2 separate regions of the Homo sapiens genome follow, and region 2 is linked to region 1. Evidence: chromatin loops called from intact Hi-C (ENCODE). Cell type or tissue: sigmoid colon. All regions are shown on one strand. Each heading gives the region's core, and the rest is flanking DNA. Links, peaks and the distances in the headings are about the cores only.

Region 1 (16,440 bases), core at 3,501-11,500:
AAAGAGATTTGAGAAGAATTATACAAACACACAAAGGAGAAAATCTGTTACCAGAAATCCAGAAAGAAATCAGTGACACTAGTCACTGTGGTAACCAGCTGACTGCAAAAGCCAAAGGCAGATGCAGTTGTAGTTACAGGAAATAGATTCCAGGAACAGGACCAATACAGACTGGGATAGGAGAGTTAGGCATTTCAGGCACATTAGCAGGCAACTATGTGGAGATGTATAGATAGTGGACTGGACAGTCTCAGGTAATGTTATAAAGCAGCAATGATCAAAGCTCAGTTCAACGGATATTGAAGGAGCTGTTTTGAGTCAGCATGGTGAAGGAAAATGCCACATAAAGAGAGCAAATGCAATCTATCTGAGTTTTCCCATAATGTGACATATTCCCAACCTTCCTCTTCTTTTTATTTTCTAAATAATTGTGATTTATTTAGCAGTTAATATTTTTATGTTCATTTTATTTAGTTTCTCCTTTTCTAAGCAACGAAGTGATATGTGTTCATTGTGATACATATTAAAATATTCATATACATGAAAAGAAAAATATTATGTTCATCTGTAATCCAATCATCCAAGGTTAACTGCTGTTAAAATTTTCCTTTCATATATTTTATGCTTGCATATCGTATGTATGTACCTATGATTATATGCCTATATTTTAAAACCAAAATTATTCCACTGTTCCTGTTTCATACCATACAGCTTCTGTGTACAGAAGCTGTCAGCTTGACAGAGTAATGAAATCGCCTTCTGCAGGTGCAACTGAGGTGCTACTTTATAGGTGATACCCTGCAAAGATAGAGTGATATCTTCCAGGATGCAGCATACACTCTAAATCTACCATCATTATATGGGCATGTGTTCTCAATAGGTACAACACATAAGTCTGGGAACCAAAAGTAAGAAGTAGGAGTGGCCCTGGGCCCTGCTTACCATCGCTCACAGTGATCCACTTGTGTTATTTGTGCTTCTTATCCCTGCAACCCTGGGATTTGTGGGTTTGGAGGTCCTGGTGATTGACTGGTACATCTCTTGGTATCACTTTGCCCAATTTTGATGGTAAATGGAGGCAGGAGCAGCAGCCATGGCCCAAGAAGGACATAGTAACCAGAAACCCACCAGGTAAACCACCTGGATGGCAGAGCTGAGGGTGAGTGAAGCTAAAATGGGTTGTAGAACAGGAACACAATGAGTATCAGTGGCAACTTTCAGACCAGAGGTCAGTAACAAGGTTCTAGTTTACCCCACTAACTTTCTGCTTGTAAGTTTACCCAGAAAAAAGAGTCTAACCAGGATACTGGAGGAACTGTTCCTGGAACTTGTGCAAAATTAGTAGATCCAACACAAAGCATTGGCTGTAATGAATGCTGTGGTTTGCCACTCAGATCCCCTGGTTGGATTAAGGCAGTCATTCCCACAACTACTAGGAATATTGGCCACTGATAGCTCTCATATAATTTATCTCCTGATAATTGTTTTCAGCTAAAGAGAGTCACCTTGCCCAAGTTCATAGGTAGCCCATATCTAATAACTAGTCCATGCCCAGGTATTAAGGCCCAGCCTTCTTTGCTTCAAAGCAGGACAACTCCAGAGCTCCCTGTAGGATTGGCCAAGAGACCTTTGTTGTGACCCTACTGCAGTTTAACTTCTTCTAGCCAATCCTACTTCCTTCACTCTTTCCCTGATATTGAATCCCTAGGCACTCTCCAATAAACTCCCTGCCTGCAAATATCCATCTCAGAGTCTATTTCTAGGGAACTCAGGATACAACAGTTATATTCATTTTTTGTGTTTATATTTTAACAGAAGACACTAACACTTAAAGCTCTAAGCATTTGACTGTATAAAGATATTAAGAATCCCTGGGTCATCTTTGTCTGTAAAGTTCATTTACCTCACCAGCAGCATGGACACCTTGTTTCCTTGCAACCCAGCCCTCCTTGCATGTGCTAAATACCAAAAGCAGCCAGCCTTTCAGTTCTGCTTCCGTCTAGTGGTCATTTTCTATCCCCTTCTGCTCTCTGGTTGTGTTAAGTCCTGAGCTTTTCCATCCCATCCTTCCAGAAAGCCACTAGTCCCACTAGCTGTCACTTATCTGCCCGCACCCATTGTGAACTAAGTTCCGGATGCTGAGGGTTGTGGGAATCTCTCCAGTGTTGCCAGGAGGAAGGGAACTAAAATTCCTCTGGCTAGCAGTCACCATCTTGTTTCTCTATTTCTTTCCTTTGCCCTTTTCTCTCATGATTAGAAAGTTCCTTCCTTAACCCACTACATCTTCAACTTCTGCTTCCCATTGGGATTTCAACACCTTTTCACAGCAAATCCTTGTATTCGTGATTTACACCTTCCAATTTCTGAATTATAAAGCTGTAAATGGAAAGTAAGTTCTTTGCTTCCTTTCTTTTTTGTTTCCTTCTCTCCTTCCTTCAGCAAATTTCTTGCTCACTAACTCTGAGTCATCTCTTAAGTAAAGGTAGGCTATACCTATGCTTATTTAAGGTTATTAAATGTGATATTAAGGACACAACTATTCCCTCTCAAAACTTCCCCAGGGGCCAAGGTTGGCAGCAAATTGGTGGTCTGGCTGAGTCTTGCAGCACATCCCACTTGACCAACAACCCAGAGCTCATGCCCTTGGATGGAGAGTTTATTAACAGCATTCTCTTTGTGTAGGAACGCCTCCAAGTTTTGTAAAGGCCCACTATATTTCGTGTAGTAATGTGGAATGTTCCTAACCAGTAGATTTCTATCAACCAGCCAGTCTTCAAAGACCAACTGGACAGGGAGGATGGAAACCACAACCTAGCCCCCTCCCAGTGGCTCCTTTAAGACACCAGGCCCTCCTGTGCACTTCTAAATCAAAAACCACATAAAATTGGATCTTCTCTGTCCTCACATTGTTGTTGACCTTAGTCCTAAAGCCTGGACACACATCTCAACTTTTCCCCAACCTCCAGGTTTCTGATCTTGCAATTCGTTCTCCCATTTATAGCCTTGCTTCTCCCTCAGGGAATAGCTTGGGTCAGTAGAGGGAACTACAGCTCCTCTTTAGCACATTATCTCAAAGCAGAGTCTTTTCAAACAGGGAAATGTAGAGAGAAGGTAGACAAAGATTGTGACTTTTATTTATTATTGTTTTTTAATTTTTTTAGAGACAGGAGCTTACTCTGTTGCCCAGACTGGATTGCAGTGGCACAATCATAGCTCACTGCAGCCTTGATCTCCTAGGCTCAAGTGATCCTGTCTCAGCCTTTCTAGCAGCTGGGACTACAGATGTGTGCCACCATGCACAGTATTTTTTTTTTTTTTTTTTTTTTGTGCAGATGGGCTCTCACTACCTTGCTCAGGCCAGTCTCGAGCTCCTGTCCTTAAGCAGTCCCCCCACCGTGGCCTCCCTGAGTGCTGGGATTACAGCCGTGAGCCACCATGCCAAGGTAGATTGTGACTTTTAATATGATTATCCTTCCACTTGCAGAAACTTTCTTGTTTTTGCTCATCGTTTGTATTTGACTATCGGCACCATTTCTCTGGCTTTGACTTCAAACTTTTGTTTTGCTCCTGAATCAGGATTCAGATTCACTCATACTGGGACAAATCAGAGAAAGCTGAAAGAAGGACGATAAATAGCACCATGGAACCCTGGACAATTCTGCAATTGGAGGCACCAGATGTCTCTGAAGATGGAATTGTGGGGTGTAGGTAGAAAGAAAAGATTATTTGAAAGCTTTATAATGACCGTTTAGATCCCCAGATCTTCTTCCCAACATACTATTGTCAAATGACTGCTCTTCTGTTACCCAGGAAAAAGCCTGAAGGTTTATTCTCATGAAAGGCTGGGTCAAACGCTCTGGGCAGTATATGCTAGACACAACTGAAAACAAGGGATTTAAATGGAAGTCTACAGACTGAATGATGAATTCCCTCACCCCTCTAGGAGTGAGGGGAAAACAGAGAACTAGAAATAGCTTTTAGAAATAAAAATGTGATAGCAGAAATTTTAAAATTGAGTAGAAAAATTAAAAGATGGCCAGGCACGTTGGCTCACGCCTGTAATCCCAGCACTTTGGGGGGCCGAGGTGGGCGGATCACGAAGTCAAGAGATCGAGACCATCCTGGCCAACATGGTGAAACCCCGTTTCTACTAAAAATACAAAAATTAGCTGGGTGTGGTGGTGCGCTTGTGCACCTGTAGTCCCAGCTACTCTGGAGGCTAAGGCAGGAGAATCACTTGAACCTGGGAGGCGGAGGTTGCAGTGAGCCGAGATCACACTACTGCACTCCAGCCTGGTGACAGAGTGAGACTCCGTCTCAAAAAAAAGAAAAATTAAAAGATAAAGTTAAAAAAATCTCCCAGAAGAAAAAGGAAAGATAAGAAACCTAGAAAGTCAGTTCAGGTGATCCAACAACTGAATCAGGAGTTCTAGAAAGAATGAGCAGGGTGCAGTCGCTTATGCCTGGATTCCCAGAACTTTGGGAGGCCAAGGCAAGAGGATCACTTGAGGCCAGGAGTTTGAGACTGGTCTGGGCAACACAGTGATACCCCCATCTCTACAAAAAATAGAAATAAAAAAAGTAGCTGGGTATGCACCTGTAGTTCCCACTGCTTGGAAGGCTGATGTGGAAGGATTGCTTGAGCCCAGGAGTTGGAGGCGACAGTGAGCCATGATTGCTCCACTGTACCCTAGCCTGGGCAACAGAGCAAGTCCCCCAGTTCTATAGATTTAAAAGTAAAATGTCAAAAACATTCTATGGAGAAAAGATAGTCTTCCAACAAATAGTGCTAGAGCAACTGGATGTCTATAGGCAAAATAATGAACTTCAACCTAAACTTCACACCCTATAGAAAAACTAACTCAAAATGGATAACAGATTTAAAAGTAAAATGTCAAAAAAATTTTTTCTCAAGAGTAAGCAGAGAAAGTGGAGGGGAGGGAATTACTAAAATAAGATGCCTGAAGCTGATATGGCCTTTTAAAAAAGAATACACATGGTAGTTTCTCAAAGCTGAAGGAAATGTGTTTTCAGATTTAAAAGGCCTATTGTGTTGACGTTCATTCCTCATACAGAATGAAAAAGGACACTATTCTAAGGTGTATCATCATGAAACATTAAAAAAAGAAGATTCCAAAACTTTCCAGAGAGGAGGGGAAAAAACCCTTTCATGTCCCGTAGGAAATATTATTAATGTAAAACATATCAACAGCAACATGGAAAGTTAGAAGACAAAGAAGTAATGCCTTTAGAATTCTGAGAGAAAATTTTTCCAACCTAGAAGTCTATACTCAGACTTTCACTCAAGTGCAATGCTAAATTTAAAACATTTTCAGTCATGCTAGGTCTCAAAGAAATACACATTCCATAAACTTTTTCTCAGGAAGCTATTGCAGGATAAGCTCCACCAAACCCAGTGAGTAAACCAAAAGGAATATAGGAGATCTAAGGAAACAGGAGATCCAACAAAAGGGGGATGTGGAGGAATTCCCAAAATGATGAAAAGGGGGCATCTCAAACAGCTGGAGAGCTGCCCTGGACAGCAACAACCCAGACCAGAGCCGGACAAGGAAGGTCCCCAGGGTGACATCCAGAAGAGAAGTCAGTGAGAAAACAAAACTGATAGAAGGAGAGATTTATAATTCTGTTAGAGGGCTAGGGAGAAATTAGTGATTAATTCATGAACATTGATGTTTTAAAAAGACAATTATTAACTAAAGGGAAAACAAAATGATTGTATCAGATATGAAGTGAACATCAAGCAGTTCATCTGTGAACAATATTTTCTTAGGCCTAATAATTTAAACACTGAAATTGTGATGTAATGGGAGGATGGGGATAGGTGAAGGGTTTATGTTGGAGAGGGTGGTAGAAGAAAACTAGATCCTAACCACCATAGTAGGAAATCAAGAGATGATATCTAAAACTGAAAAGTCAAGAGAGAAAAAGTACAAGCACCAGAAGAAATGGCTAAAGATGTGACTACAGTTAGCTGTGTGGAGCAAAACACAGAGGTGGGGAAGAGTGAGCAAAATACTGTTTCTTTTTGTTGTTAAAAGCCTTGGATTTGACTTTTTATGCTATGTGCTTATATATTTTTTCTTTTATTTTTATTCCTCTAGATATGATGCCTGAAGAATTCTTGTATGTTTCTATTTTTTAAAAGACTAAAGCAAAAAAAATTTTAAAGAGGAAATAAGAGAGAAGGGAAAATTAGGGTAGAAAAAAATAAGATGAAGTCAGAAGTAATGCACATCATCCAGTACACATCATTGCTAAAGATAGGCTGAAAATTTGGTTCTGAGCTTTTTAGCAGCAAGCATAAAGTGGGAAATGTAATTGTTTACATGGTTTCACAATGTCCAAGAGATAAAAACAAACCACTTACTCAGGAGAAATATAGCTATTCCTGGTACTGCGATCTGAGAGACAGTTCTCCCATCTGTTCTCCTAAAGAGGACACATGTGACGTAGTGAACCACATCCTCCTTAACTTGCCAACAGTAAATGCAACAATAAGTTTCATAGAGCTGTTTCTTGTCATGTCTCTCAACATAGGTGAATGGCAAAATGCCAATGCAGTGCTCAGTAAAAGCAACTCTATGAAGAAATAAAAATCTGTTTAGAGAGGCAATAAAGCATAGTAGTAAGAGTGTTGGCCTGGGTTCCAAATCTATCTGTCAAACAAGTTACTTAACTACTTTGTACTCAGTCTTCTCATCGATAAAACTGGTCTAATAATACCATCTCATAGAATTTTGTGAGTTATGCATGTGAAGTACTTAGAACAATGCCTGGCATATATAAGCACTAAAAAAATCCGTTTAAAAAATCCACTTTTAAAAAAAGTGAATCTTACATGTTAAGGCTACTGTAAAGAAAACAGTGTGATATTGATGGAGAGATAGACACATAGATCAGTGAAATATAATAGAGAAATATATCACACAAGTATAGCCAACCGATTTTCAACAATGTTGCAAAAAAAAATTCAATGGAGAAAAGATAGTCTTCCAATAAATAGTGCTAGAGCAACTGGATGTCAATAGGCAAAATAATGAACTTCAACCTAAACTTCACACCCTATAGAAAAACTAACTCAAAATGGATAACAGATTTAAAAGTAAAATGTCACACTATAAAATGTTTTCACAAAAACAAAGGAGAAAACCTTCAGGACTTAGGGCAATGTGAAGAGTTCCTCAACATGATACCCAGAAATGATCCTTAAGAGAAAAATTGATAAATTAGACTTCATCAAACTTAAAACTTTTGCTCTGTAAAATATCACATTAAGAGAATGAAGACAGACACAGGCTGAAAGAAGGTGTCTGCAAACCAAAAACCACTGCAGAAAATATAGTAAACCAAACATCTGACAAAGGACCATAAAGAACACTCAAAAATCAACATCAAGGAAACAATCTAATTAGAAAATAGGTAAAAGACATGAAAATATATTTCTGCAAAGAGGATATACAAATGGCAAATAAGCAAATAAAATATGTTCAATGTCATTAGCCATTAGGAAGATGCAAATTAAAACCATGATGAGATATCATTATATACCTATTAGGATGGCTAAAATAATGACAATACTAAATGCCTGTGGAGAAAACTGACTCTCTCATATATCGCTGGTGGTAGTGTAAAATGGTATAGCCACTCTGCAAAATAGTTTGGCAATTTCTTAAAAATCTAAACTTATACTTACCACATGATCTAGCAATCACATTCCTAGGCATTTACCCAGAGTAATGAAAATTTATGTTCACACAAAAACCTATACAAGAATACCCATTGTAAGTTTATTTGTAGTAGCCTAAATTGGAAACAACCCAAATGTCCTTCAATGGGTGAATGGCTAAACAAACTGTGGTGCATCTATATCATGGAATACTACTCAGTAATAAAAAGAAACAATCTATTAGTACATGCAACAATTTGTATGAGTCTCAAGAAAATTATGCTGAGTGAAAAAAAAAAGCCAATCTCAAAGGTTGGATATTGTATGATTTCATTTATCTAACATTCCTAAAATGATAAAATTACAGAGATGAAGAACAGATTAGTGGCACTAGGGATGGGTTGGGGGCAGTACAGGTGTGACCATAGAGAGGTAGCATTTGGGATATTTGTAGTAATAAAACAGTTCTGTATCTTGACTTTTACTGTTGTTACATCAATTTACTACATGTGATGAAATTGCATAGAACTACACACACACACGAGTATAGGTAAAAACTGGTGAAATTTGAATAAATTCAATGGATTGTACCAATATAAATTTCCTGAATTTAATATTGTACTATAGTTATGTAAGATGTTACCATTGGGGGAAACAGGATAAAGGGTACACAGAACGTCCCTGTACTATGAATTTCCTATGAATCTATAATAATTTTAAAATAAAAAGTTTCCAAAAAAATGTATCTTATAAAAAATGTTATAGGCTGGGTGTAATGGCTCACACCTGTAATCCCAGCACTTTGGGAAGCCAAGGCAGGAAGATCGCTTGAGCCCAGGAATTCGAGATCAGCCTGGGCAACATTGGAAGAACTCATCTCTACAAAAAGTAAAAAGTTAGCTGGGTGTCGTGATGCATGCCTTAGTCCCAGCTAATAGGGAGGCTGAGGTGTAGGGATTGCTCGAGCCCAGGAAATTGTGGCTGCAGTGAGCTATGATAATAGCACTACTACACTCCAGCCTGGGTGATAAAGCCAGACCCTGTCTCAAAAAAAAAAAAAAAAAAAAAGTTATATAAGCTCTATAATAAAACTTCATTAATTAGGGATTAAAGTTTACCTTTATTTAACAAACTGTGTATTGTATAAAATTAGAATTAAACATTTGGGATGTTGGTAGAAATTATAGAAATTCATCAAGTTTTGCTCTTGCAAAACTTGGTGAAGGCAAAGGGGCCCAGGGGGACTCTAATGCAGATGCTCACTGCTTCAAGAAGGCAAGTAGCATATTTTCAAGAGTTGTTAAAGAATAGCACTTATTACCATAGAGTAATTGTCTTGCCCTTATCTTTTCAGGTTCAAAATTTTGATTTCCTAGCATGAATTCATATTAACTGAGCTCACAGGACTGATGTACTATGTGTGACAATCTCAGCCGCAATTTCAGATGTGCAAGAAAAAAACAAGTTTCTCTCTCTTCTTTAAATCAACTTATTTTGAACTCCACATCCCCATCATATGAGCTGGAGAGAAATTCAGCCTAAGTAATTCCTTGCCAAGGCACTGTTGGTCTGGTTACTGTCCAGACACCCACTGTTGTAGTCTGAAGGGCACTCTCAGGAGTAGAGACTGTGGCTTTTGTGATGCTTCGGACTCGGGAACTTTTCGTGCTGAGGATCCAGCCTCCATGGGCACTCCAATTGCTCTCTGAGGTCTTGCTATCTTTCTGTGCTCTGACATCTCACCCTCTCCAGCCTCAGGGAAACTCCTAGAGAAGCCTCTTTCCTCTCTAAGATCATTTCTGTCTCAACCCTCCAAGAAATCCAGCAACATCTAGTCAATCAGCTTAGCTTTTCCAGAGCTGAGGAAAACCACTAACTTGAAGCTGCTTCTAATTTTTGTCCTGCCAACATTCTTATTATAAGAAATTATAAAGCCTCACTACCTTGTGAAATGCAGAGAAGAGGAAAATATAGAGAGGATAAAATAAAATTAATATTTTAACAAATTACCCTACCAAACTACAAAAGCCACTTTATTAATTTGCAATAAATGTCACAGCAATGGGTTACATCCATATGGCTAGCCCACTGTCCCCTCTTTAAAGTAGACTTTCATGATCCTCCTTAGACTGTTGCTTGGTGAACATGAAGCAGAGCCAGAGGCTTTAGAATAGTTCAACATTTAAAGGGATCAGGTTATCAGAGTCTGATGTATTAATCCCACAATAGGGACATTCACATCATGGTAGGGGAGCTGGGAACACTGGAAGTTCATTGGCTATGATCTCCCAAATCCATGTTTACTTTGAAAATGTCCTTGTCTGTGGAGCTGCAATCGTCAGAGGCATTTGGCTGGCTGGGACTCTCTTCCCCCTGACAGCACTTGGATGAACACTGTCAACATTTGTCCTGGAGGCCGTCTTTTTTCTATGCCTCAACAGCTCACCACCCCTTCCATCAAATAACAGGCCAATTCTGCTGACCAAATATCCATGTCTCTTCAGGATGATTTTGCATAGATCTGTTCCAGTAAATTACGTAGGGACTCTAAATTTGAACTCTGAAAGCCATATAATTTCTTTGCTTTTGGGTTAGCCTTCCTGTACCCATCACATCCTGATAATGGCATATATAAAACAAATTATATTAGATCTTCAATCTAGGATTCAAAACACCAGAAGCATCCAAGCAAAGAAACTGTCTTAAGAAACTTAAAAATAATTATACATCAAAAATTACATCATTATAGTATTTGAAGACTAGTTAATTGCGGCATGTATGATAATAGTGAAATCTGCTAGATGCAAATGACACAACAGTAATGTCACTGAAGTCAGATTTTTAAGTGTTGAGTTCATGCACTGTGCTGTGTGCTATATTTAGATACCTAAACTTTAGATATATCAATAACCTAGTTAGGTCAAGCAAGTCCATGACATTTCCCCACTCTTTGCATAGAAATAATGGACGTTCTAATGAAAGTATGATACTCCAAATTTGCAAAAGGCTTAAATGCAATCTTGATGGTAATTCCTCACATATATATGTGTATATATACACACATGAAGAATTATCCTATTTTCTTCCTTACAGGAGAATAAGAAAATATAATTAATAATAATAAATTATAAGGTTATTTTCCCGTAAAAAAATTAAGAAGTTTCATCACTCACGTCAGCAAAAATAACACTCCAACTGATCCCCCACCCTCAAACTCTAATTAGTTATCTGGTATTCTCTAGAATCCTTTTGCTTGCCTTACCTCTCTTTTCAATGTTTTTTTTCTTCTCTAGTTTTCTTAAAATGACACCTTCACGGTACCCATCATTACTAATAAGGTCTTCCCAAACTTTGTCAATTGATTATGTCCAGTAAAGCCAAGAAAAAATACCAGGCAACTGGCTTTATGAGTGATTTTGTAATAACTTTATCTATCAAGATAAATAGATTTGCTGTAACATGTTAGGGCTTCTGAAGTAATTCCACTACAATTTTAGGATTCCAAAGGCAGTATATGATAAACTGAAGTTTTTTAAAGATCACTTCAACTGGGTTGGGGATAAAACTTAGCATAATATTTCTATCAAGCTGTGTTTTATTTTGATTTGATTTCCTTCAGTATTTTTGAAACGTATTAATGTTTATGAAATACATGAATATATTTACTTTGAGCTTTGCTTGCCTCTAACTCATGCACAAGGACGCTTTTTCACGTAAACTTGAAATAATAATAATAAGCTAGTTGTGTTCAGCTCTGTCCTTTGAGATGAAGAGATGCAGTCATAACCCCAGAGGGCAGTCATATGGTCTCCATTGCATCTCAGCATGATTACAAATAATGACTGTGCCCAGAATTTGTTCAGATGATTGTTTTACCCATGATATGTTTTGTTAAATACAGAATACCAGACATTAGGAGAAGATGAGGCTGAGAAGAGTTAACATCTTTCGTTTTGCTGAGATAACAAAGATCCCATCCAACATATTACCTACTGACCCCATCCTCTTGCCATTGGAGCAGCAGGGCAAAATCTGTTCACATTCTCATGGCCCCAGACAGAGTGCTGGCCTTGAGCACACTGTGTGACACTCATTTGACCAAGAGAATCCAGTAGGCACAGGGAGAGCTGCCTACTATTGCCACGTTGTATGAGGTGACAAGAATGTCTCTTTTTTTTTTTTTTTTTTGAGATGGAGTCTCACTCTGTCACTCAGGCTGGAGTGCAGTGGCACGATCTCGGCTCACTGCAAACTCTGCCTCCCAGGTTCGCACCATTCTCCTGCCTCAGCCTCCTAAGTAGCTGGGACTACAGGGGCCCGCCACCATGCCCGGCTAATTTTTTGTATTTTTAGTAGAGACAGGGTTTCAACGTGTTAGCCAGGATGGTCTCGATCTCCTGACCTTGTGATCCTCCTGCCTTGGCCTCCCAAAGTGCTGGGATTACAGGCATGAGCCACCACGCCCGGCCAAGAATGTCTCTTTAGGTTTGATTTCCATTTCAGGAAATCACAAAATCAGATTGCATATAATGGGGCTCACTCCAAGAGAGTAGAGTGAGATTTAGAAGCCTTTCAACCTACTTACAAAATGTGTACAGTTCCCATTTCACTGCAGATGAAACAATAACAAATATTGAGCAAAGGAGGTTAATCCATATCCAGAAGATTTTATTAAGTTAAACAAAAAAGTCATGCAGGTCCCAGGCAATAAGTTTTATTTAAAATTAACAGCAACCTATAAGCACATTTCATCAAAAACCATAAATAGATATTGTAATGTATCTTTTTCACTACTGACTCTATCATGAGTCTACCTGAAAAGAAAAAAAAAACAGTAATAGCAACCATCAGGGCTTTTTAAAAAAATCAGTATTTTTCATAAAACAACATAGCAGATTTCAGACTGATAGAGACCTGTCATAAGGTGTTGTCTACAGAGCAGTAGCAAGGCATTATTTTCTATACTGAAATTTAGTTTAACATTTATAACAAGTATCTTATAAGGAAATCTCTTTATTGGATCTTTTAATCAGTATAGACTGGGTGTGAGGGAAAGTAGGTCAAAATAAAATATTTATTACACAGTCAAGAAAAGACAATATATTTTTAATTTGTGGCTTAAGATGCGAATTAATTTATTTATGTTCTTGGTTACCTATGTTACATATGTCTATCCACATGATGTATGTGTCTGTGTGATATGTATATCCAGTGGGGTGCTGATAAATCAACTCTTAAAAAAATTAAATCCTGATCTATTGCCTTTGCTCATTTCCATACTGTAAATATTTCCACTATGGCCAGTTTCAAGCTGCCAATATGATGTCCCTGAATATGGAGTTGGGAAGAGATATGCACACTTGATACTTGTACACCAGTATCTATACATATAGACACTACTGTATCTATACATGTGTATATATACATACATATGTATGTAAAAGTATGTGTATACATGCACACACACACACACCTGTGTGTACAGGTGTGTATACACCACATACATATACCAAGAAGTCTGAAGTAGTGACAGAGACTGAAGCCAGTGTCTACCTTGAAATCCACCTCTACCACCTACCAGTCATATGAGCTTGGGCAAATCACTTAACATTTTTGTGAACATAATAATAGTACATAATAATAGAACATAATAATAGTACCACTTACTGCAATAGTCCTGTCCCAGTTAAAAAATAAATAAATAGAAAAAAAGTAGCACTTAGTAGGTATGTTATAAATATTAAATTAATATCTATAAAGTGCTAACAACAGTAACACATAAGAGCTATATAAACATCAGCTATTATTTTTGCTATCATTATTATTATCTGTATATACAACTCTGTGTGGTGTGTGTGTGTGTGTGTGTGTTGTATATAGTGATCTCTCAGGATCTTGCCCACCAGAAGCAGCTGATGCTCATCTCCATCTCCTCCTCTACTCTGGGACCTCTGCTCCATCTCCCTCCTCCTCCCATTTGCAGGTTCAAGTTAGCCAAGTAGGGATTAAGTTCTGTTCCAATCAGAATCACAGTAAATCTTTAGACCTGAGGCAGGAGCTGTTTTTAAGCAAGCATCGTGTCTGCTCTCTTGCCTGTTTTGCCTCCCTCCATCGATCCCTGGAGAGCTCCAGTTAAGGAGTATGGCCCTGGATGTTTGGCTACCTATCCTGGTCCCCCACAGAGCCTCTGAGCTCCTCTGGTTGTCTCTTGTCTATTGGTTTCTGACTGATGATCCCTGTTCAGAGTGTGTGTCCAAATCTCTGGACCTTGACCCCATGACCTTGCTTTGGCTTGGAATCCTGAATGATGATTTTGCTCTGGACCCTCCCCAGTTCCTATCCATTTTTTACTGCACTCCCAGTTCCCTTCATCTGTGATACTTTCCCTGAAATCTATAACTATAATGACCATTTAACCTGGATTTTCCAGAGAGAGTCAACTTTAAATATTTTGTCCTTTTGACTCTAATGTTTTGGCATGCAAAGTATACTGCCCAGAAAATTGTTAATGACGAAAAGAAATACAAAATTCCCTGAATTTTTAAATTCACAAAATACAGTCATTTAAAAAGATTTCTCTAACCTTCTAATTTCCAGTACTGAAGTGATGACCAATTCTAAACCAGTGCCCAGGCCCTACTACTCTAACAAGCTGCACCATATTACATGATAGAGGTGATTTGGAAAGAAGGCAAAGTTCAGAGGAGGACCCAGAAATCTCCTTGCCCCAGTTTTCAAATTAATGGCAGATTTCTGCCACACATCCACACATTCCATTCTTATTTTTAAATATTATTTTACTGTATTTGTGTATGCATATTGTAATCATCTGATATTTGTTGTCATTTCATTATGATGGAAACTAACAACTTGAGCCACTGTTTTCCTTCATTCCATCTCTTAGTCACCATGTGTATATTAGCACCTGTCTATTTAAAGCTTTATCATAAGGCATGTTCTGGTAAGCACCCCTCTAAATTGAAGAGTGACTAAATTTTTGCAAAATCCAAAATGAGTGGTTTGAGCTAGGTTACTCCCACTCTATATCCAACTGACTCAATCTCTGCTGGCAGCTTTTCTGCTTCTCCAGGCATTCAAAAGCAAATTCTAGAAAGTAGTCCCTCTGAAAAAACTTTAAAATCCCCATTTCCTGGGCTGGATGTGGTGGCTGACACCTCTAATTCCAGCTCTTTGGGAGGTCAAGGTGGGCAGATTGTGAGGTCAGGAGTTCGAGACCAGCCTGGCCAACATGGTGAAACCCTGTCTCTACTAAAAATACGAAAATTAGCCGGGCATGGTGACACACGCCTGTAATCCTAGCTACTTGGGAGGCTGAGGCAGGAGAATTGCTTGAACCCGAGAGGCAGAGGTTGCAGTGAGCCGAGATCGTGCCATTGTACTCCAGCCTGGGCAACAGAGCGAGACTCTGTCTGGGGGGAAAAAAAGCCACATTTCCATGAGAGCTCTAAACAACAATTATTTCTCTAAAGTAATGTCTTCTGCTGAAAGGGAAAAGCATTCTAACATCATTTGCTGTATATGGTTGTATGGGTGCTGGTGTTGTTGGGGGGCAGGGTGGAGAAAAAAGGGGAGGGTCACAATCAAAATCCTCTTTTCTTTGGAAACTCCTACATAAGCAACCCTCTTGCCCCTCTCTTTTTAGAACTGACTCAGTCTAGCGGTTTAAATAAAAACTCTATCTCTTCCACCTAATCCCCTTTACTAAAAAAAAAAAAAAGAGAGAGAGAGAGAGAGAAAGGTAGAATTAGGTAACAAGAGACTTAGAGACAGGAGGCCTGAATTTTAAACCAGCTCATTCACTAACTCTCTTTACAAAGGTTTTTAACTTGAGCTTGATGGACCCCCCCAAAGGAGTCTAGAGACAGAATTCAGGGTGTGCATGAACTTGGAAGGAAAGTAAAATTACATTATTTTCACTGACCTCTAATTTAAATTTAGCATTTCCTTCAGGATCTCCCCCAATCTCTGCCCTATCTTTCACCTCTTCCTATGTGTAGGCTTAGATTGGCACATGGTTCTTCAATTATTAATGTAGACAAGAAATCATAAAGTATTAGCAGTCCTTATGACTTTCACCAGTGGAAATCACAGACTTTTTTTTATTGCTTTCACATTTGTTGCAGATATCTAAAACATCACATATACTAATTACACTTCAAAATTATGGTAGTTAATAGATCTACTGCTATACCTTATAATTTAATGTGTTAATTAAAAAAGGAACAACATCATGTCCTTTGCAGGGACATAGATGGAGCTGGAAGCCATTATCCTCAGCAAACTAACACAGGAAAAGAAAACCAAACACCGCATGTTCTCACTTCTAAGTGGGAACTGAACAATGAGAACACATGGACACAGGAAGGGGAACAACACATGCTGGGGCCTGTACGAGGGGAAAGGAAGGGAGAGCATCAGGATAAATAGCTAATGCAAGCAAGGCTTAGTACCTAGGTGATGGGTTGATAGGTGCAGCCAACCACCATGGCACACATTTACCTATGTAACAAACTTGCACGTCCTGCACGTGTATCCTGGTACTTAAATTAAATTAAATTTTAAAAATAAAATAATTAAACAATCACATGTATCACTATATCCCAAATTTGTTTTTAATATTTTGATAACTGCATTTCAATAGAATTGGTTTGCTTTGGATTCTTATGTGTTTTATTTTTTAAAACATCTTTATTGAGATACAAGTCATAAAATTCTCCACTTAAAGTATACAA
Region 2 (13,588 bases), core at 701-8,700, 67 kb before region 1:
CATTTCTGTAGATCCAGTACAGGAGGTAGATTCTAAGTCTGTCTTCTTCATACCCTACCATTTTATCGTTAGCTAAGGTCTTATTCCCTGGTGGCACTGTGTTAGTTTGTATCCTCTGAGAAACAAATGCCAAAACAGAATTAGACGTGCAAGTGACTTATTGTGGAAAGTGCCTATGAAAGATAAATGGAAGATAGCCAGAGGAAGTGGAGAGAGCCTTCAGACTGTGATGCAAGTCTCACAATAGGGAAAGTGGGGAAAGGAAGGAGGATTAGGTAGAAAGAGCCTTATACTACAGCATCATTCTAAGAAAGTGTCAACCAGGCCAATGTGAGGTCCTCAAGCCAAAGTCTCCTATTAAAAGGAGTCCCTCATCTCACAGGAATGGGCCTACATTATACCCTTGCTGTTACTGACTAGGAGAAGCCCAAAAGAAGTATTGCCTCAGTACTGAAACAGGGGTGGATCCAGAAGAGTAATGGTCCAGTAGTCAATTATGTTCCCTATAGCAGAAGATTTGAGTGACAAATTTTCTTTTTTGAGATGGAGTTTCACTCTTTTTGCCCAGGCTGGAGTGCAGTGGCACAATCTCAGCTCACTGCAAACTTTGCCTCCCGGGTTCAAGTGATTCTCCTACCTCAGCCTCCCAAGTAGCTAGGATTACAAGCACACACCACCAAACCCAGCTAATTTTGTATTTTTGGTAGAGATAGGGTTTCACCATGTTGGCCAGACTGGTCTCAAACTCCTGACTTCAGGTGATCTGCCTGCCTTGGCCTTCCAAAATGCTGGGATTACAGGCATGAGTTACCACACCCAGGCTGAATGACAAATTTTCTTGATTGCCACAGTCCACCTCTTTCTCTGGACAGATCTGCTTCTCTATGCAAATTTAGGGAACACATCCTCCATGTTTCCTATGGGCTTTTCTTCCTGAGGGAAAACTTAGAAGGAAGTTAGTGAGATGAACTGGAGCCCCATTGCTGCAGTTGGGCTTGAGACTGCAACAAGGTACTTAACTTCTCCCACCTCTATTATCCATTCCAAGTCCTCTCAACCCTCAGCTATCACCTTGGCAAGTAATGGTAGCTTACCTTGTGGTGTGACCCAAACCTTCATTCCTGATGGGTCTGAGCTCTTGGCAGTCATACCCTTTTCAAGTCAGGGTCGTTGTACATGTCCTTTCACAGCTACAGTGGGCCAAAGGAGTACCAGCAGGCTTCCAAGTAGATGACATAGGAGTTGCATACATATTCCTATCCTTATTGTCTATAAGCAGCACTACCTTCTCCCAATGATCAGGGTTGATTACCCCTGCCAAGATGTGACCCTATTCTTGCCTGCAGGTCTCTGGACATGAGGTGTCCAAACTGCCCTGGCAGTATCTATAACATATAGTTCAATGAGACACTCACTGTCCCCTGGCAAGAGTGCACTCCCTCTCGGGACCTCCAGCCCTGCAGAGCCCAGAGTTGCACATATGGGGAGCCCAAAATCCCCCATTGAGAGTTATTGGGAGTGATGGTAGATAGGGCTAGTCCTGATTACACCCATCGATGGCCATTGTGTTCCTCCTGCTGATGACATGGTACCATATAGAGGTCTCTGAGTTAGCTCAGATCCCCATGTCATCTACCACAGTTGCAACAGCATCCCTTTCCCAGTTGGTACCTTTGGCTAAAATGGGGCTAGAGGAAAGGGTTCCCATACGACCAGCTAAAGGAAGAAGAATAATCCTGAGCTTCTCTCTGCAAAGGATGGCACTGCCTCCTTTGAGAGTGTTGCTTCTGAGCTGACGTTTCAGCTGTGCCTTTAGATAGCTGTTCCAGTGTTCTGTGAAGTTGGCTACTTCTAAATGATTTTGTTGTAGAAGATATAGCTAGAGCTCCCATGGTCATGAGTTCAATCCTGCATCTCCTTTACTGTGAAATGGGTCACCTGTTCAAATGTTTTTTGTGTGGTATTCTATACCCATAGATCAGACATTCTTTAAGCCCCTGGATTATGGTGCTGGCTAAGGTACTACAATCAGGAAAGACAAGCCTGTACCCAGAATAGGTGAAAACAACCCTCTAGCCCTTGTAGTTGACTTACCACCAAGTGGCCAGTTGGTCTCATTAATAAATAGTGATATAACAGCATTGATCTCTGTTGCTGACAGGTTGGACATTCAGAAGCAGCAGAAGCTAGGTCAGCTTTGGTGATGGGAGGTCCATGCTCCTGGGCCCATGCATAGCCTGTCTCTGGCAGCATGGCCACTTTTTTCTTATGCCAAAATGTCAGTTTCAGGGTAGCCAACAACAAAGACTGGCTTATATAAACTGGTCTGGTTATTATATCTGCTTCACTGTTCACAATCTCTTCCATGGTAGATGCTTTCTATTGGGCCATAATATGTCACACTAAACTCTTCATGTTTACCTGCATACCTCTACCCCAGAACTCCTTCTCTAAAATCTTTCAATTATTTTCTTTCCAGGCCCCGACCAGACAGCCAGGACATTGGCTATTTCCCAAGTCTATATATACTGGGCCACTTCTCATTCCACAAGAAGTCAATGACTAGGTGCACTTTTTACAGATCCACGCACTGGGAAGATTTTCCCTCTCCACTGTCTTTCAAGGCTATCCTTGAATGTGGTTGTAATGCAGCCATGGTCCATTTTGAGCTTGTACTCACATACAGAACAGACCCACCCAAAAATCAAGCTTAAGCTTTCCTTCTACTTCAGTTGGTCTTACGGGGCCCCCATATGGCCATAGGAACAAGCTAGGGAAGGGTGTTATTTCAGCTGTTGTGAATGACATGCTGGTCTGAGCTACCTGCGCATGCAATTTGCCATGTCCTTTGTCCTTCTCAGGCTCAATCCTTGATGTAATTTTCCATATTAAAGTAGACTACTGCTGGACCTATACAGCCTTGTGATTTAACATATCCAGCAGAACCAAACTTGTAATGTGCAGTTCTAGACCCATGGTCACTTTGTGCCCCATGGTGAAGCACTCTGCCTCTACCAGTCCCAGTAATTCACCAAGAGCTTTTTCTCAAAAGACATATAATTCTATGCTACAAATGGCATAGCCTTGCCCCAGAATTCCAGGGCCCTATGTTGTTATTCTCCCAATGATACTTGCCGTAAGACACTGCATGTTTTCCCACCACTGTCACCTACACCATGAGATGTGCTGGATTGTATGCCCCAAGTGGCAGCTCTGTTTGCAGTGCAGCCTGGACCTCTTCACTCAAAGCTGGCAACTTTCTATGTCACTCAATCTAGCAGTATTCATAGGTTTGGAATACGCCGCCTCCAGAACCCAAAGAGGCCTACCAGCCACTTCATTTCCTTCTTTGTGGTGGCACACGCAAGATGCAGCAATTTTCTTTTACTTTGAAGGGGATATCTTGTCATGTTTATGACCATTGCATTCCTAAAACACTTCATTGAAGTTTCAAATCCCTGAATCTTCATAGGATTTATTTCCAACCCTCTGGAACACTGTGTCTTACCAAGGCCTTTAGCATACTAGTGCCTTCTTGCTCATTCTAAACAATCAGCATAATGTCATCAATGTAATGTATCAGACGAATGTTCAGGCAGTCCAGATTTCTTCAGAGTATATTATGACAGAAGGCAGGAACATTAACATAGCTCTAAGTCAAAAGTGTAATTGAAAATTATTATCTAACCCACAGGAATGTGAACTGTTTCTGATCCTCTCTTCTAATTGGAATAGAAAAGAATGTATTTATCATATCAGTTGCCACATACCATGTGCCTGAGACCTCATTAATCTGTTCTATTAATCACACAGTGTCCGGCAAAGCAACTGCAATTGGGGCTACTAATTGCTTGACTCCGAACTCCTGAAAGTCTGCATAGGTACCCAGTCTTACATACTTTTCTGTCTAGAGCATCTAGGACCTAGCAGGTATTCTATATGTATTTTATGAATGGATTAATAAATTCAGTATGACATTCAAGAAGATGCCTACTAACAGGTTGATTTAGCTGATGACCCTAGCTCATAGGGTTATGAGGATTAAATGAGTTACTAAATGGAAAGTGTTTACAATAGTGTCTGGCACATAAAAAGCATTCAGTAAATCTTATCAATTGTATTTTTCCAGGCCGCAGAGAACCATCAGATATGATAGAGAGATTGACATTAAGCTAACTCCTTGACCATAAGTTTAAATGAAACATGAGAGACATGTGTTGGCCTTTAAAGTGAAAGAGTCTGCAATATTTTTCTGAGAATGTGAGGTTTCCAAGGAAAACTCAAAAGAAAACTGATTGTAAAGCTGGAAAGAAAGAATTACTTATAGAAACAGACACTTTCATAGCTAGTGGAGAGAAAAAGGTGGTTACTATGTGCCAATTCATTACTAGCATTGCTATATTTAGGATAATTTTGAGGGCCAAATGTGGTGGCTCATGCCTGTAATCCCAGCTCTTTAGGAGGCCAAGGTGGGAGGACAGCTTAAGCCCAGCAGTTTGAGACCAGCCTGGGCAACATAATGGGACCCCATCTCTACAAAAAAAACAAAACAAAACATTGAAAATTAGCTGGGGGTGGTGGCGCATGCCTGTAGTCCCAGCTACTCTGGAGGCTGAGCCCAAGAGGTTGAGGCTGCAGTGAGCTATGATGGTGCTACTGCACTCCAGCTGGGTGACGGAGGGGTCTCAAATTAAAAAAAAAAAGAAAAGAAAAGAAAGATAATTTCAGAAAAATCTCAAAGTTAAAATTTTTGACAAATGCTTTTTACTAATAAAGCAAAACATGATCTTGAAATAAAATGAATGAGTGCAATTATGCCCACTAGCCATTTCACAAAAATGGTGTTTTCCATTACCTAAATGACTATTTCCATATAAAAATTAATTAAAAGTACACTCACAGTTTTCATCTCTGACATAGGTCAATGTAACAGCTAATACAGGAAAATGAAAAGGTATAATAACAGGACATACACACCCCTACTCTTCATTAGAAGAAAAAAGAATATTTTTTCTTGTATAATACTGTGATTTGAGAGGCCTTAAAGCTGCTATTCTCTGACATTAGCTTTGTGGTCAAATTTAAAATGATCTTGATAACTCTCAGGAAACCCCAAGTCTCATAAAACTTTCCCAACAATTTTCACAATGAGAGCTGTGAAATAATTTCAGGGTCTCTAGGAAAGAATCCACACTTGCTACTTTTAAGAAAGCTAGGAAGTGGGTTGTTGGACAAGATCTAAACATGAATTCTTTCATCTACAAAAAAAGTTGAGCCACTATGAAGAATTTCCAGTGGCCACTCTGTTATCAATATCTCACAACTAGGTCTAGACGACCTCAAAACTTGGGAAATTGCTTTGCTGCTTTATTGCCAGTATCTCTGTCTTTACAGAGCCTTCCAGAATAGAATCACTAGATTGAATTTATTCCTCCAGTAAGTCAGTTGCTTATTAGCACTTTTAACATCCAGATGGTTTGAGACAAAGGCTAAACCAGGGATAATTCCCAAGTATAAACAGTGGAAACTCTCTTTTGCTGAGGGACTCTAGTCTACTGGGCTATGGGCCAGGGCATGGGTTTCTTTTGCAACATCCCAACACTGCTGTGGCCTTTTCTATAACCCTTGCAAGTGAAGTCACCTGAAAAGCCAAGAGTTAAACTGGCTGTACAGTCTGAACTGTGAAGTTTGGAAATAAATTCAAATGGACCAATAGCCTGGATCTGTTTCATGAATAAACAGAGGAGTTCAGGCTTAGGACCCTATAAAGTTAAGTCAATATTAGTTATAGAGGAAATCCTGTTTGTTCTTCTTCTGTTGTAATTGTCTTTTTAAAAAGAACTCAGGTAGAGCTTTGGGGTATGTTATAATGCTCAAAACATCCTTTAAACATACACATACACATACACACACACACACACGCACACACACACGAGTGTTTATAACCAAGAAGAAAGCAAATCACTGTTGTCCTTACTGTTAGGTACACGAGAATTAAAAGTGTTTGCTCAATATCCTTAAAAAATACAACTTAAAATGCCCTAACTTATGAAATGGGAAATACTTATCTAGGTTCTGATGCCATATAGTCACCTTATCATGATTATTACAATAAAGATAAGTAAGTGATTGCTATTAAAGCCCTTTAGTTATGCTGATTTGGCACAAATTTTTCCCAGTACTCATCACCTAGAAATTACACATAACAAGGTCTGAGTAATCCAGTGTTTAAACTTTGAGGGTACTAAGAGAGTGATTTCTAACCTCTTTGAAATTATGACACCCTATTTTGCCCGTTAGACATCACAACTCTTGCTCCTGTTATACTGTCTCCACACACTCAAGGAAAGCAATCTATTATATGATATAAAAAACACTTAAATGAATTTAAATTAATCTTAATTTCTTCAGGCTTTTACTTGTTTTTCTTTATAATTACCTCTTCTTTGAAGCTGAGTCACCCTAGGTTTAAGCCAGAATTAACCTCTCCTCTTCGTGTATTCTTTTAGCTCTTTATGTGGTATAAATCTATATTACAGATTTTTTTTTTGAGACAGGATCTCTCTCTGTCACCCAGGTTGGAGTTCAGTGGCACTATCTCAACTCACTGAAGTGTCGATCTCCTGGCTCCCCTACTTCAGTTTACCAAGTAGCTGGGACCACAGGTGTGCACCACCACACTCAGCTAATTTTTTTTATTTTTGTAGAGGCAAGTTTTCGCCATGTTGCCCGGGCTGGTCTTGAACTCCTGAGCTCAAGCAATCTGCTTGCCTCCGCCTCCCAAAGTGCTGGGATCACAGGCGTGAGCTGCCATGCCCAGCCTATATTACAGTATTTTTAAATCATATTTTTGTTGATTAATTTTAAGTCTTTCCCCCTGGCTTAAATGTAAGGGCCATGTTTATTCATCTTTTTTCCAGAATTTCTAGCACAGTGCTTAATACAAAGGGAGATTCAATACATGCTAGATGAAGGAATAATGAATGAATGCACAATGGCTGTGGAGGCAGAAATATACCAGCATGTCAAAAATATCAACCCAAGAATTATTATTCTAGTAGCTTAAAGATATGCCTGTATAAGATCATCTGTTACAGAACTTAAATCCAGTGAGAAAATGGATGCAAAAATACTTTATAAACTGTAAAATCATACACAAATGTGAGCAAATGTCACTGTTACTTACTGTTTAGTATCCTTCAGGGAATAGTTTCTGAATTTGTGAATCAAACTTTGAAAAACAGTATGAACTTAACTCATTGGAATAGTAGGACCATGAAAGGAATAATAAATGGAAGCCAGTTAACAACAAGTTGTCATTTGTCTATAATGTAATGCAGTAGGAGTTCAGTTTTGGAAAACCAGGCCTTGGTGACATCTTTAAAATACTAATTTTTGTGTCCTGGTTTATAAATGACAATTCCTTTAGATGCTTAGGATTTGGATAATTCCATATAGTATTCCCAGAAATATGTGTTACCAGGTACAAAACATACAGGCTTGATTGTTCAAGGAAACATGTATTACATTTGGATAACTCTACTGAGAGGCTAAAATAACTGATTCATTTTTGAAGTGACCATTGATAGTAAACTTCAGCAGTTCTAGAAGAGGCAATAAACATATCAGGGCAATTTGACAGGCTACTGTGGTTCAAACAGATGTTAGTGGTAGCCAAAGTTCACAAATTATGTCAATGAAGCTGGATTCCATTAAGTCAATCAGTAACTAAGGAAATAGTTAATTGAGATACAATCACAAGCTAGAAAAGCAGGATAAATTAAAGAAGTAAGAGGAATAATCACATTTCTCGATAATTACATGCTATCAGACAGCAGAATCTGATGTCTGGAAGATAAAGCAGGCATATTTCAAAAATGGAAAAGGAGGCCATAGGCTAGAGCATGAGTAATTCCATAAAAGCGGTCAAATGGGAATCTTTCTGAAAAGCAAATGATGTCCTCACAGAAGGAAATTGCCTAAAAACTACTAGAACATAGTTTCTATGCTACAAACATAATCTGGCCAAAGTCATCAGCTAGTAAGTTGCAAAATAGATTTTCAAAACCAGGTTGACACCAAAGCCCATGTCCTCCACACTGTACTTCTCTCTCCTAGGCAAGGAATAATCAAGGTATGTGCCAAGCTCCCAGGCTGTGTTGTTCCTTACACCTCTCCTGATTCCAGTTTCAGTAAAGCCATGAGTCACAGCAGCGGTAACAGTAAGAAGCTTTCAGCTTGTCCAGCTCACTTGTTAACCCCATATACACACACACACACACACACACACATATATATATATACGTATATATATGTATATATATATTTCAAAAAAAAAGGACAATAAAGAGGCTGAAGATGAACTCAAACCAAGTAGCTGATTTTCTGAAGCAGCTAACCTATTTCTGAGCTAACAGTCTTAGTGTGTATTAAATTCTTACTTCTGTATTCTCTCAGAATTAGAGAGAAATGTCTATTCACTCTTTCATTTAACAAGCAATTATTGAGTGCTTACCCTGTGCCAGTCACTGGAGAAACAGAGATTAATAGAAAAAGATTTCTGCTGTTAAGAATCACATGGTTGAGGAAGGAAGGGGGAAGTAGAAACAGACAAGCAAATGATTATAGTACAATGTAGCATTGATATTGAGAACTAAAAAAAGAAATTAACAGTAATAAATATAGGGATGCTACATTGGGGGAAATATCCCTTCCCAATTTTTGGTGTTTCCTTCCAGATGGAGAAGATTCCACTAGTGTGGTATTCCCTAAACTTTGTCCACCCCTCAACTCTTTCCTTCCCAGAGAAGGAGAAATTACTTAATCTGATTGATTAGTATGAAAAAAGAAAGTGGGCATGCAACACAAGCCCCTTATTTTCTCCCTCCACACCCACTCTCAGCAGGCAGCCTGAAAAGAAGATAACTTCTGTTCTTCCATGCCCTGTGTTTTTCACAGACTGGCTTCATGTAAGGAAGCCTAGAGAAGTCCAGCACTGTCTGTGACTAGGGGTTCACTATTAGGAATCCCTTTTGTTCATAGATACAAACGACATTCTCCACCATCAGTTTAATCTGTACTAAATGTGTTATTTCTCAAGAGGCAATATAATGTAGTGGTTAGGTGCATAGACTCTGGAGCCAAACTGGTTCATACCCTGGGTTTGCTACTTAATAATAGCCATGAGACTTTGGGTCAGTTGCTTAACCTCCCTGGGGCTTCAATTTCTCCACCTACAAAATAGGGCTAATAGTATCTACTCACAGGATGATGTGAGGATTAAGTGATTTAACATATCTAAAGCACATAGAACAGTGCCTGTTACAAAATAACTTCTCCAGAAGTTTGAGCTATCATTACTATTATTATTATTTTAACCTTTATCTATTGTAATCTTATTTCTCAATTTGTTGAAAACTCAAGCAGGAAAAAGTGTTATTAATATTTATTGGGATCTGATCGGGCACAGTGGTTCACACCTGTAGTCTTAGCACTTTGGAAGGCCGAGGCAGGCAGATCATTTGGGTCAGGAGTTCGAGACCAGCCTAGCCAACATGGTGAGACCTCCATCCCTACTAAAAGTATAAAAATTAGCCGGGCATGGTAGTGCTTGCCTGTAATCACAGCTACTCAGAGGCTGAGGCACAAGAATAGTTTGAGCCTGGTAGGTGAAGGTTGCAGTGAGCCAAGATGGCACCATGCACTCCAGCCTGGGTGACAGAGCAAGACTCTGTCTCAAAAAAAAAAAAAAAAAAAACTGTTGGGATCCTCCAACTCTCACCTCCAATAGTTAGGGAAGTTTAAGAAATCTTACACAGTTCTTACAGTCGTTGCCCTTTTGTTTATAGTTCTTGGCTCTTTACTGGATGAAATTTGGAAGATTGTATCAGTAGGTGCCAGATGCCAGGCCAAGCATCTCAGACTTCAGCCCAAATTGGTTTGAGGTTGATGCCTCTGATTTCCATGGGTAAGGCAGGCAGGCAGCTCTTTACTTGATTCTCAAAGATTAATCCCATGTCCCTCAGGTTATCTGCACATTCTAGAGATCCCCTCTTGCTCTGGCCTCTGCGTGTCCTACTGCGGTCTTTGCAAAACCCTCCTAGGAAGAGAAGGCTCTTTCCCACCTAGTCACAATGATTCTTTCCCTGGATTCAGATCTGCCTTTCAGGAGTTCAATGAGGGAAACAAACAGGTAGGCTAAAACAATTGGAATACAAAGTATTAAGTACAGTTAAAAAGAGATCTAAATGGTACCACAGAAGTGGACCAGTCAGGACAGGAAACAGATGGCATACTGAAAAGGAGTGATTAAAGAGAGTTTAATAAGGAATTTATTTACAAAGGTATAGGCAGTTAAGGACAGTGAAGCATCAACAGTGAAAATTGCTCCTACACCTAGGCCTGAAGAAACAAAGGGAAAGAGCTATTACCAAACTTCAGAAAGCAAGCTATAGGAGAGAGCTACCTCACAGGAACTCTGTTTCAGGTAATGCAGCCCCTGCCAATCCAAGGCCTGGAAGAGAGGGATGTAGGAAAATATTACAATTGTACTCTTCTGTCCTCTGAGTTTCTTTCAGCGTGTCCCACTGTTCAAATCTACCAGAAAGTCAGAGGACAAGGAAACCTGTTACTGTCATCCAAAGAGGTCAACCTCTGAGGACGCAGGGCAAGTAGAGAATGCTGGAGAGGGGATCTCAAGTGGCCAGCAAAGAACAACCCAGCACAGAAGCGAAGGGACTAACACTTTCTTAAGATTTCATAAAAGACCTTTTAAAGGAGGTTATATTTGAGATAGGCACTGAAGGATAAGTAGGGGTTTACCAAATAGAGAAGTGAATAAGACATTTTAGGCAAAAGGATAGCATTGTCAATATCTCATAGATATACAAAAGAACTTGCATGGGCTATATATTCAGACAAGCAATCCCATTTGGCAGAAGCACATGATGCTTTTGGAGAGATGGGTCTGAAAAGAAAAGTTAGGATCAGATTATAAAGGCTCTTAAGTGCCATGCTAAAATGACTGGACTCGATCCTGTAGTTAATGAGGATCCGCTCAGAAACTTTCAGAGAAAGAGAGTGACATGAGCATAGTTTAAGTTAGAAAAAGATCCCTCCAATGGCAGTGTAAAGGATGGACTAGAGTACTGAAAGACTAAAGGCAGGAAGATCATTTTGGGGATCTTTGCCATAGTCCAGGCAAGATAAAGGTGAATGGAACTAAAGCAGTGGCAGTGATAAGGAAGCAAAGATTCTAGGCATTTTCTGAAGATTTAATGAACAGAACTGGATGACCTAGTAACTATGAGGAATGCAGAAAAAGGCAGGCTCTAGATGAGAATCAAATTTCTAGCTTGAGAAACTAGATCGATGGTGGTACTATTAATTAGGAGAGAAAATTCAAGCAGAGTAGCTTTGTGTGAGACTGCATGGATTTCATCTTTCTGCGTACTGAGTTTATTATGCCTATGGATCACTAACAGAAATATCTAGTTGGCAATGAACAGTAGAAGGCCAGGCTCTGAAGAGAGATCTAGGAGCCAGATATACAGTCTGAAGAAGAACAATTCATTATTTGGGGTTTTTTTTTTCAGCTTATATGAAACATATTCACCAAATTTTTCTCAACCTCTGTAACAAAGGAAAAAATGTTACTCATCATATAATGAAATAAACCACAGAGTTAGAAATAAATCCACTGATGACACTTCTTACCAGGGGAGAGTTTTTCATCTGTTTGTTAATAATAGAAACTCCTAACTCAGAATTGCATGGTAGTTTAGGAGTATTTTTTAAAAAAACAAACAACCCTCAGTTTTTAAAACTGAGTACTGTTTGCTTGTTATATTTAACACTTGGTTATTTTGTAAATAATATCCAAATTTTCCATGAAAGCTTCATTTTATTATTTAAACCCATATCCCAGTGACATGCAATTGTTCTTCAACTGAGACATTTGATAATACTGTGACAAGCAGAGTTCTTTTCTCATAGTAAGTTCAATATAAATATTTACTGGATGAATGGATAGGTAGAAGGATAAATGAAAGCAGCAGAGTGTGATAAAGTAATTTTGATTTTGTTATAAATGTGATATTCATATATAAATGTATGAAAAACTGTAATCAAGAGAATTACAAATGGTCTACTTTTGTTTCATTTGTGGAAGATGCCAGAATTATTTAGACAACTGCCTGTTTCTCCTTTGTGTCCAGAGGCCTCAACCACCTTACTTAAAAAGAACTGAAATACTGTTCTTCCAGTTCTTTGCTGTATAAAATGAGCACAGGTATAGGGTTTCACTACTTTACTTCTTTTGTGTAATTTCCTACATAATTATTTTGAAATCTCAGAAATATAGTTCTGATTATCTGAAACCAATGGAAGTCTGTCCTTAATACCACATAATGAGGCACAGTAGAACCAGTTGATTTTTGGCTGGGCACAGTGCTCACGCCTATAATCCCAGCACTTTGGGAGGCCGAGGTGGGCAGATCACCTGAGGTCAGAAGTTTGAGATCAGACTGGCCAACATGGTGAAACCCCGTCTCTACTAAAAATACAAAAAATTTAGCTGGGCATGTTGGTGCACACCTGTAATCCCAGCTACTTGGGAATCTGAGACATGAGAATCACTTGAACCTGGGAGGCAGAGGTTGCAGTGAGCCGAGATGGTGCCACTGCAGTCCAGCCTGGGCACCATCTCGGCTCACTGCAACCTCTGCCTCCCTGGAGCAAGACTCCATCTCAATTTTTAAAAAAAAATTGATTTTTAACTCCTAACTTTATACATGACCAATATGTGACTTAATAAACCTATTTAAAATTATTGACTTTATTACTGTATTTTACATTATTAACTTTATTACAGACTTTATTTGTTAAAATCCTCTATTCAAAATAACTTTAGAAAAAATGTTCTGCTTTGGTGGTTGTCCATCCAGTGAAATTTGGAATGAGTCATTAATACACTGCATAACCATGTTCCTTCCCTATCTCCATCTTAATGTAGTTCCTTGTCTTCAATGGGCACCATTGACACTGCATCTTTTATCACTCATCTGCCCAGCCCGCCCGGCCCACAAAATAAATGGAAAGATTTCTTCCTAACTCCTGCCCTTTCTAAGGAAGGAAGTATAGGCACATGGTCTAAAGAGGACTGGACCTCAAGTTAAATTATGACCAGGCCCAGTCACCCACAGATCATATGATCTCTGGGTAAACATAGCCTACTCTAAATGACTAAGTTAAAGGTAGCAGGAAGATACAGAGGATACTAAAAATGCTTGACAAATTTTAAATTTCTGTTGAATATTTAAAAAATATTTTATTTATATCTCTTTCCTAGAGGGTACAGTCTATGTCCTAGTCATCTATGTATTTTTCTTTTCACCTAGCACAATATCAGTTGCTAGTAGAATGAATTAAGAAACTGCTCCATACATTTTTTTTCTAATTTTCTGCTTTATCTAATGTTTCTTTAATGCAGATAAACTGCTTATATGATAATTAAATGTCTCTTTCCTGTTTTAAATGTATATATTTTATATAGATATATTGTACACGATAATACATATATGATCATACT

What was found. A loop is a pair of places that touch in the nucleus more often than their neighbours do. Peaks named below come from ENCODE experiments on the same cell type or tissue, not always from the same donor. Only the 100,000 strongest peaks of a DNase experiment are listed, where the experiment ranks them.
Region 2: it touches region 1 in a loop (2.8-fold over the local background); 3 of 110 quality-filtered maps call a loop at or near these places.

Annotation. Positions count from the first base shown.
Region 1 is chr11:14,545,136-14,561,575 of GRCh38, reverse strand. It overlaps a transcript of PSMA1 not described here. Among named protein-coding and RNA genes, the nearest start is that of PSMA1, 33 kb to the right of the region's middle. In sigmoid colon, for the core only: no CTCF peak of the experiment used is centred there; DNase peaks (open chromatin) are centred at 6,527 and 9,295; H3K27ac peaks cover 201 bases.
Region 2 is chr11:14,612,401-14,625,988 of GRCh38, reverse strand. It overlaps a transcript of PSMA1 not described here. Among named protein-coding and RNA genes, the nearest start is that of PDE3B, 25 kb to the left of the region's middle. In sigmoid colon, for the core only: no CTCF peak of the experiment used is centred there; a DNase peak (open chromatin) is centred at 5,568.